2 separate regions of the Mus musculus genome follow, and region 1 is linked to region 2. The links are chromatin loops, found by intact Hi-C in ENCODE. Cell type or tissue: left cerebral cortex. All regions are shown on one strand. Each heading gives the region's core, and the rest is flanking DNA. Links, peaks and the distances in the headings are about the cores only. Region 1 overlaps Dnajc6 (DnaJ heat shock protein family (Hsp40) member C6). Region 2 has its middle 51 kb from the start of Ak4.

Region 1 (4,397 bases), core at 182-4,181, 150 kb before region 2:
CATTAGAAAAGTTGAGAACCACTGAGCTAGAGAACTAAGTAAGGGAACTAAGAAGGTGGGAATCCCTGGTTGTCAGCAATAGTGAATCTTCTTGGGGCTATACTGTGTTATAGAGGTGACCTTGGGTGGTCCTCAACTTCTCCCTGACAAACGGAAGTGCCATTACCTTCACTCATTCCTGGAGAAACTGAGGTTCAGAAATTATCTTTTGTTCAACTCCAGGAAATACTTTAGGCTAGACTCATAGTCAAATTTTCCAGCTCAAAACTCCAGATAACCCCCACAGGCCCTAGTCACGAAGTGTGACACCAATCACCAAGCTGCATGGAGACAACTGCCCTGATTTCTCACTGTGGAGCAAGGAACAAAAAAAATCTCCTTGAACTACCTAAAGTGAGATGTCACTTCCAAATCTGTAGGTACCAAGCTGATGACTGCTTGCATCCTGGAGTGGGGCTGACCCATTCTAGAAATAGAGCCTGAGAGCCAAACCAGCGAACAGACACTTCCCACTGTCACGACGTGTTGAGGCATGTGGCTCACAAGTTTACAGCTATGGTGTCAGTGGCAAGCACAATGCTCTCCCAACACTTGGCGGAGTTGCAGTAGCAATACCTATACTGTTTCCAGCCATGCAGTCCAGGATGCACATCCTTGACCCCATTTATGACCTCATCCTCTCTAACACAGAACACTAGGGCTTGCAGGGTAGCTGTAAGAGGACAACTGGTAAACCCACTTGTTTCTAGGTTGAAGCTAATCAATGGAGAAAACACTAAAGACTTCTTAGATTACTAGAGCACTTTTAATAGCACCTTGTTTAAGAAATTCCCTAATAGCCAAAAGTGAAGTGCAAATAGTATGGATGAAAACTCAAGAGTTAGTCTTTACCATTATGCCCATAAGTATAATCCCTAACTAAGAAAATTAAGATGATTTTTGTTGTTGTGTTGGTAGTGAGACAGGGCCTCACTACGTAACCCTGCCTGGCCTAGGACTCCCTATATAGACCAGGCTGGCCTGAAAAATCACAGAACCCCACCTGCCTCTGCCTCCCAATTGCTGGGATTAAAGGCATGTGCTACCACACCTGGCCAAATTAAGTTCTTAACAAGGCTCCCCAACTAGTTAAGTGTTAGTCCTGTGTGATTCAAATGCAGGTCATTAATTCTAGACTTGGCATCCTTTCTGATTCTTTTTGGAGGGACAGGACACTGGAGCCATACATCTAGGACTGCCACTAACAACTGGGGATGCTCATCATCGTATCTATGATGTCACAGACAGAATTAACTAATGTCGAAGGTGCCTTCTAGCTCTGCCATGAATGCACCAAGCAGCATAGGACATGGCAAGTTAAATTATCAAACATCCTTAGGATGGTTTGTCTTAAAATTCAGCCATGGAACACTGTGCTGTCTTCAATCTTGGGATTTTGTTTTCCTGAAAGACCTTCTTACTCATCCTGATGAATCAGAACTGGATGGAAGAAAGCAAAGCACAGAAGAAAGAGCCACAATGTGGGATGCAGGCTCCCGGGTATACATCTAGCCACCACCAGCCCAAACCCTGTGATTCTGATTCCCCTTCTCACAAAAGAGGCAGCCAGCAGAACTTCAAAAGCCAAGACCAGCCCCTGAGCCTCCAGCGAAGGTGAAGGATTAGCATGGGAAAAGGTTCCTACAGCATCCTCCCAGCCTAGGTGGTTGAGATTCATCTCTTTACGATTTCTAATGCAGCAGCATCTTGGTTAACAGTGCCGGTCACAGAGCTGCTTTGTGCTGGTTATTCAGAAGCTGCAGTGAATCTCTGGTACCCAGCCAGATCACCTTGCAAGCGTTAATGCTGTGGCTGGCCAGGAAAAAGAAGAGTCACGTTTGTAGTGGTGTGTCAAGTGAACCTAGCTAAGTATATATGGCTCAGACGCCCTACAAAGACCAGCCACACTTCTTTCCACAGACGTGCTGCTGGTCTGAGCCTCTCAAGTATATCCTGGTGTATTCAAACACTTCACTGTATAGCCAGGGTATATCTAGAAAACTAGAATTCAAAGAAAGTATTTCAGGAGGTCTGGGGGAAAGCTCTGAGTCCACATGTCAAGTTTGGACCCTGGCCCCATCTACGCCCAGCTGTTTGAACAAATGCTGCTAATTAAACTCTACGCTTTCATTTCCTCAACTCGGAAGTGGAAATAACAGTAGCATCTGTCTACTGGATTTTAAAAGAAGCGATGCATATTTAATCATGTATTCCATATCTGGCAAGTGGTGGGTACCACATAAATATCAGCTGCTGTAGTAAATAATAGCTCATCCATCTCCATCTTCAAACAGAAGTAACTAAAGTTGACTCAAGGCTTAAGTCCCAAGAAGAGGAAATGAAGAGTAAGAAGTTAAGCCAGAGGATCAGGATGCCTGCTTCAAGAGAGTGACTTCTGGAGGTAACAGGAAAGCTGCACCCATGACATCTCAGTGATAGAACTGGCTAAACAAGACCTGCTCAGTGACAGCACCAGGGGGCATGCCAACACAGACAAAGTTCCCAAAGCCCCACCCCTAGATGAAGAGCAGTGGATCAACAGAGTAACTGACTTTTCCTCCGTGGACAAGTCCCAGATAGGTTATGCAATCCTAAGTAGTCAGCCCTAAATGCAGATGAGCAACACTACAGGGACTCAGGAGCTTGAGACAGATGTAACAATAATGACAAAGAAGAGACAGATGTAACAATAATGACAAAGAAGAGACAGATGTAACAATAATGACAAAGAAGAGATTATGAACTTCAGAACTGAGTGAGGGGGACATGGGGGGAGTTGGAGGAGGGAGGAGACAAGGGGGAAATGATGTAAATATAGTATTCATGTATAAAATATTCAAAAGAGTAAATAAGAGAGAGTATGGATCTTAAATATAACCCCATATCTTTCTACCAAAATGGATAATGTTTGTATGTGTTGTATGTTTTTCCAAGAAACTGTCTAGAAAAACTAGAAAAGTTCAGCTTATTAAAGCATTTGAGTTTTACTTGTTTGGCCCCAAAGTTATTCCTAAAATCAAAGATAGCAGAAAAATAGAAAGATTACCTTCTCCCACTCTTAGGGTTGGCGATGCAGAGGCGGAGGTGGCGGTTCGGCGCGGTGTGGACTGTGCAGACACAGGTCCACTAGGATGAAACACATCTTCTACCCCAGCCTGTCCTGCCTGAGCAGGACCTGTGGCACCTACACCCCCAAACAGGTCACTCAGCAACTCAGAATTGCTGGGAGGAGCTGCCAAGGAAGAGAAGTTCGTGCTCACATCAGACCCTTCCAGGCCCAGGAGGTCCACTTCCTCTGGGGGAGGAGGCGCAGCTGGCTCCTGCTGCTTTTTGCCTGGCTTCTTGGCTCCATGAGGCTTATCACCCTCTGCATTGCCATGGGGGCTGGAGAGAGTCAGTAGCTCATCATCTGACTGCTCACTTTCCTGATTCACCAGGGCAGCGTGGTCCTCCTCACAGCGTGACTTCTCTGATTTCTGATCTAAAAAAGACCAATGTGCAAATAAACGATTATATGACTGACTGCTGGGTCAGGTGAGTTTTGTTATGTTTACATTGTTGCAGAAAGAGAAAATAGGCTACTGGAGATATTAAGTAATATATTTTACATACCTTTGCAAAAATGTAAAAACCACAGGCAGATAAGTGACTACATTTGGATTAAATCCCAGCACTCGGAGTCAGAGGCAGGAGGATTTCTGAGTTCGAGGCCAGCCTGGTCTACAAAGTGAGTTCCAAGACAGCCAGGGTTATACAGAGAAACCCTGTCTCAGAAGAAAAACAAAACAAAACAAAACAACAACAACAACAAAACCCTAAGTTTATCTACAGAGATTCTTTCTTTTTAAAAACATTTTGTCTTATGTGTTTGCATGAGTGCCTGTATTGGGTATGCCTGGACACCATGTGTGTGTGCTTGGTGCCTCTAGAGGCCAGAAAAGGACATTAGATTCCCTGCAATTGGCGTTACAGACAGTCCTCTGTAAGAGCATCACATGCTCTTGACCACTAAGCCAACTCTCCAGGCCCATACAGAAATTATGTCTACATATTAACACGGCAGTGGAAAGGGATAGGTAATGACTTATTAGAAACCATTACTGTGAGAAAGGAGCAAGGTAAGGACCAAGAAAGAGACCAACAATCTATCTACAAGCCATATCTGCCTGGGCTTCCGAGTCTGTTCCATTTTTCAAAAGAAGATTTTGTAAACAAACCTTTGGAGCCAAAGGAATCATATGAATACTTTTTAACCTAACATTGAAAACATCTGGGAGTGTTGTCTTACAAACACACATCAGGGGGATCAAGAAAATGTTACTGAGGACATCTCTGAGGCTGAATCCCCAACCCTTTCT
Region 2 (4,397 bases), core at 295-4,294:
TTCTGCTCTTATAACTCTCACACAGCTTCTTGACCTGAGATCACCTACCCAAAGCCAGCACAATTCTCAACACACTGTGGAGCCAGTTTCCATGTTATAAAGTTCTGGGAGCTATTTCATCCATCCCTTTGTTGACCACTGAGAGAAATTCTGTATTTAACAGCAAAATTCTTATATTAAAAATTCCTTCACACATACTCCTTCTCTTCCAGGCCCTTCACTGAAGTTGCCTCTGAACCCCAATCCCTTGCAACTCTATAAAAAGATAACAAAAATTCGCACGTTTGGGGGCACAAATTTGGGAAAGTGGCTCAAAGATGACTCTCTTGGTAGGTTGATTGTTAATGACAATGACAAAGAGTGTATTGAGAGCGCTAGAGTTCATCCCCATAGTTCAATCTTTAAAACGAGAAGGGAAAGAAACCTCCACCCTGGTGACTGATCTAAGCCCTTTGCTTCCCTGCTAATGCAGTGTTGTCTTTTCCAGCCAGTCCCACTAACTGCCTCTCCTCCCCCTGCAAAACCATCCTGGCATGAAGGGAGCTGATTATCTTGTTTTTACTGAGGCTTGAACTAGCTCATTTGTCAACTTTAAACAAAACCCTTCCAATCTCACCTATTTCCTACATAGCAACTGTGGTGGTTTGAATATGCTTTGCCCAGGGAGTGGCACTATTAAGAGGTGTGGCATTGTTGGAGTAGGTGTGTCACTGTGGGCGTGGACTTTAAGACCCTGCCTGGAAGCTAGTCTTCTAGTAGCTTTCAGATGAAGATGTAGAACTCTCAGTTCTTCCAGTCCCATGCCTGCTTGGATGCTGCCATACTCCCATCTTGATAATAATAGACAGAACCTCTGAACCTGTAAGCCAGCCCCAACAAAATGTTGTCCTTATAAGAGTTGCCTTGGTTATGGTACCTGTTCACCCTAAGACAGCAACTGAGTTGCTTAGCGTACTCTCCTGTTTTGCTTCTTTCTCATTTTCTTCTTTTGCACACCACTTCTACTGCTCTATGCCTACTTTTATTTTAGTCTCAAGTTAAATAAAGTGTATACACACCACAGTTCTGGCTGTCTTCCCTCCTATTCATTCCACCCTGGTTTAGATGATGTATTAACAGCAGGAGTATGTAGTTGTGTGTTATGAGTAGTGAGTAACAGAGTCCAACATGAGGACCATGCATCAGAATATGTGTTGTGTATTGAAGACTCCTTATCCATATCCCTGACAATGAGGGCCAGCGAGCTGGATGCTTCTGTTCTTCAGTATTATCCCCTCGTTGTCTTGCCTATTATGAGTTGCTTGGACTTTCTGCACAGATGCTCACATGTTCCTGTTGCTTGAAGAATGTCTTAAAGCTAAGCACTCTGAGTTAAATCTTGACTTTCCAGAACATGCTTTATAGATATATACATACATGTTCAGGATTCTGAAACCTATTTTTATAAGCTATGGTGCATTATAAATTAGAATGTTGGTCTTGAGTCACAGTTTTGTTTTCCTCTGGGGGATTCGTTTATGAATGTGTTGGGCCCTCTCCATCCCCTATAGCTGTTTTCTCTCTGAACATTTCTTCTTTTTACCATTCTGTTTTAATCCTATGAGTTTGCATCCTCTATGTCCACATCATCTTTGTATGTCCTGTTGAATCTGGACTCTATCACATCCCTGTAAATTCTTTCTCAGGACCCTTGTCTCAGTTCACGCTCCTCGTTCAACTCTTATGGTTTTTCCCTGTGTTCTGCTCAGGACTGAATTTCTGAATGGTGCTGTTCTGCACGTACGTCTCTGCTGTTGCTCCTGATTCTGTTTGACCCATGTTGTCCATGCTGGAGTGAGGGTGTACTACAGTTCCCTCTGCTCAGAAGTTAGGTCTTGGATATTCTTTATCAGCTATAGGACTTAGATTCCCAATCTATTTCCTTTTAAAAGTAATTTGTAGGTTATTGGAAAGATGACTGGGGATAAAGATACTGCCAAGTTCCTCTTTGATTTCAAGGATACACATGGTAAAATGAGAGAACCACAGGCTGTCCTCAGACTTCTACACGTGAGCAGTGGCAACTACACACACACACACACACACACACACACACACACACACACTGCAAGAATAATTTTGTGTGGCTCGTGGCTGCTTTTTCTGCTCCATCTCAAGATGTTGTATGTTCCTGCCCGAGGTGTTTCTACAGCAATGATGGAGCTTTGCTGAACAGCACCCTCTTCTGTTGGTGCGCTGAAATACATTTCTTTTTTTATATTATTGTTTATTAACTTCAAACACCACTTCGACCATAGTATACAACCATCTTCAAAGAGAGCTACAGGCCCAGCCTCCTGAAATATATTCCTTAATGAACAGTACCTTTTGGGTCAGTGCTAGGGCAAGTCTGATGCCTTAGATTTCCTGGTATCTTTGTTTCTATGGGTTTTTCTCCTGTAAGTCTTCCACAAGAGCAACAGAGCTGGTCCTGATTCAGGTATTTCACTCATTTCACTCAAATGAAACAGGAATTTGCAGTATTGTGTGGCTATAAATGAATTAAATAATGTCATCCTGCTTTTATTCGTTTCTGTGTTTTTTGAAGGATGTATGGAACGGCTCAGACTTCTACGTGGCTATTATTTTCAGAGTCCTCGTTTTCTTGACAAAACTTGCAAATACCAACATTGATAAAATTTTAGGCAGGACGTCTCTTGTGGCAATGTACCAGTTCCTCAAGTTAAACCGAAGACGGGCAGACCAACTAAGACAAGGAGAGCCAAACAAGTAAGTGAGCGAATAGAGGGCAAGTTTAAATACGCTGAGAGAGAAAATGGCTCTCAGGTCGAAGCAATGTTGTCCTTCCTCCTACTCACCATGTTGGCTCAATACTGTGAAAAGTCCTATGACCAATGTTTTCAGGGTAGTCTGTTTGTCCTGCTGTCCCTGTGTCCAGTCATCTGGAATGCTATTCTTTTTTTAAATATTTATTATATATATATGAGTATGCAATGCTATTCTTAATGATGTTACAATAGATATAGCTAGACTGTGTATGTAGACGATCTCTCTGAAGACAGCAGCTGCTCTAGCCTCCTAGATCTGAATTCAGCAGTTCATCTCTTCATTCCTGATCACTCCTTGTTAGAAAACTCTGTTCTTCCATCACCTTAGATGGTGGGATAGAGAAAGTCCATGATCAGATGTGAGACAATCTCTCTGCTTGGAGGCTTTCCAGGCCTGTGAAAGGCACCAACGCCAGAGCCCTGGCCAAGAGAAAAGACTGATGCAGGAGAAACCCAACGGGTTAGTTCCTTCTCAGCTCATGTGGCATATAGCTCTGTATCCCATTTTTTTTCTCATCTTAACTAAGACTCAAAGTAGCTGGGCTATGTGGTCAAGACCTGGATAATGGGAGTCAAAATGAGGGAGAAGAGCTGAGTAGTCTCTAAGTGAGGTTTCTTTAACCATTTACTGAGTGGCCAGGCTTGGCTGAACTTACCATTCAGGTTCGTCACGAGTCAGGTTATCACTGGATCATGGCCAACTGCTGGCATCAGACAGCCTGCATTTCGAGTGTCTCCAAGTGCATTCTGTGCATACACGATTTAAATTGGTTTCCTCAAGTCTGGCGATGGTTGCTACTTCATTACTGGGATGCTCATAGGTTCATGGCTTAAAATTAGTATGAAACAGGAGTGTGTTGTGGGAGGCTGAACCAAGACCATTGCTACAGAGGTCAAAGCCAGCCTGCATCAGAGTGAAGTAGGGTAGATATACCCAGCTGAACAGTAGTGGGACAAACCAGTGATTGAAGCATACAGTGCTCTGTGCCCAGGCAGTGGTGGCGCACGCCTTTAATCCCAGCACCTGGGAGGCAGAGGCAAGTGGCTTTCTGAGCTCGAGGCCAGCCTTGTCTACAGAGCGAGTTTCAGGACAGCCAGGGCTACACAGAGAAACCCTGTCTCGAACCCCGCCCCACCCCCAAATAAAACAAAACAAAACGAAAAAAAAAGTGCTCTCTGGCACACATATTACCCAGAATTCTAAGGCCTGACAGTTTTTGATTGTCTCCCCATCTGTAACACACAAAACCTAACCCCTATCTCAGACTGGTCTAGTCACCAGATGACCCTCGTTCCTTTATCTTGCCTAACTTAAAATTGGCCCACAAGGCTCTGCTGCTTGGCCGATGCAGTATTTAAATTTCTGAAATGTTAAATATACACCTTGTACAGGTTTATCTGAGGAAAGGGAATGATGGGGCCACCACAGGCCACACTCTGCTAGTGGCGGCAACAGGCTAGGAGCGGTAGCTTGCTACTTCGCAACAGAGCATCTTTCCCTCTTGCCTCAAGCTTACAGCCATTTTCTCATCTTCTCCTCACGTCTCCACTGGAGCATGTACCCTTTTT

What was found. Hi-C counts contacts between places; a loop is a spot of excess contacts. Peaks named below come from ENCODE experiments on the same cell type or tissue, not always from the same donor. Only the 100,000 strongest peaks of a DNase experiment are listed, where the experiment ranks them.
Region 1: it touches region 2 in a loop (2.2-fold over the local background); 1 of 42 quality-filtered maps calls a loop at or near these places.

What each region holds. Positions count from the first base shown.
Region 1 is chr4:101,617,517-101,621,913 of GRCm38, reverse strand. Dnajc6 (DnaJ heat shock protein family (Hsp40) member C6) reads right to left here. Exons shown (of 19, transcript NM_001164583.1): 12 at 3,086-3,520. Among named protein-coding and RNA genes, the nearest start is that of Leprot, 28 kb to the left of the region's middle. In left cerebral cortex, for the core only: a CTCF peak has its summit at 3,970; DNase peaks (open chromatin) are centred at 463, 1,542 and 1,756; H3K27ac peaks cover 1,261 bases.
Region 2 is chr4:101,468,556-101,472,952 of GRCm38, reverse strand. No RefSeq gene overlaps it. Among named protein-coding and RNA genes, the nearest start is that of Ak4, 51 kb to the right of the region's middle. In left cerebral cortex, for the core only: a CTCF peak has its summit at 2,220 (motif pointing left); DNase peaks (open chromatin) are centred at 1,086 and 2,187.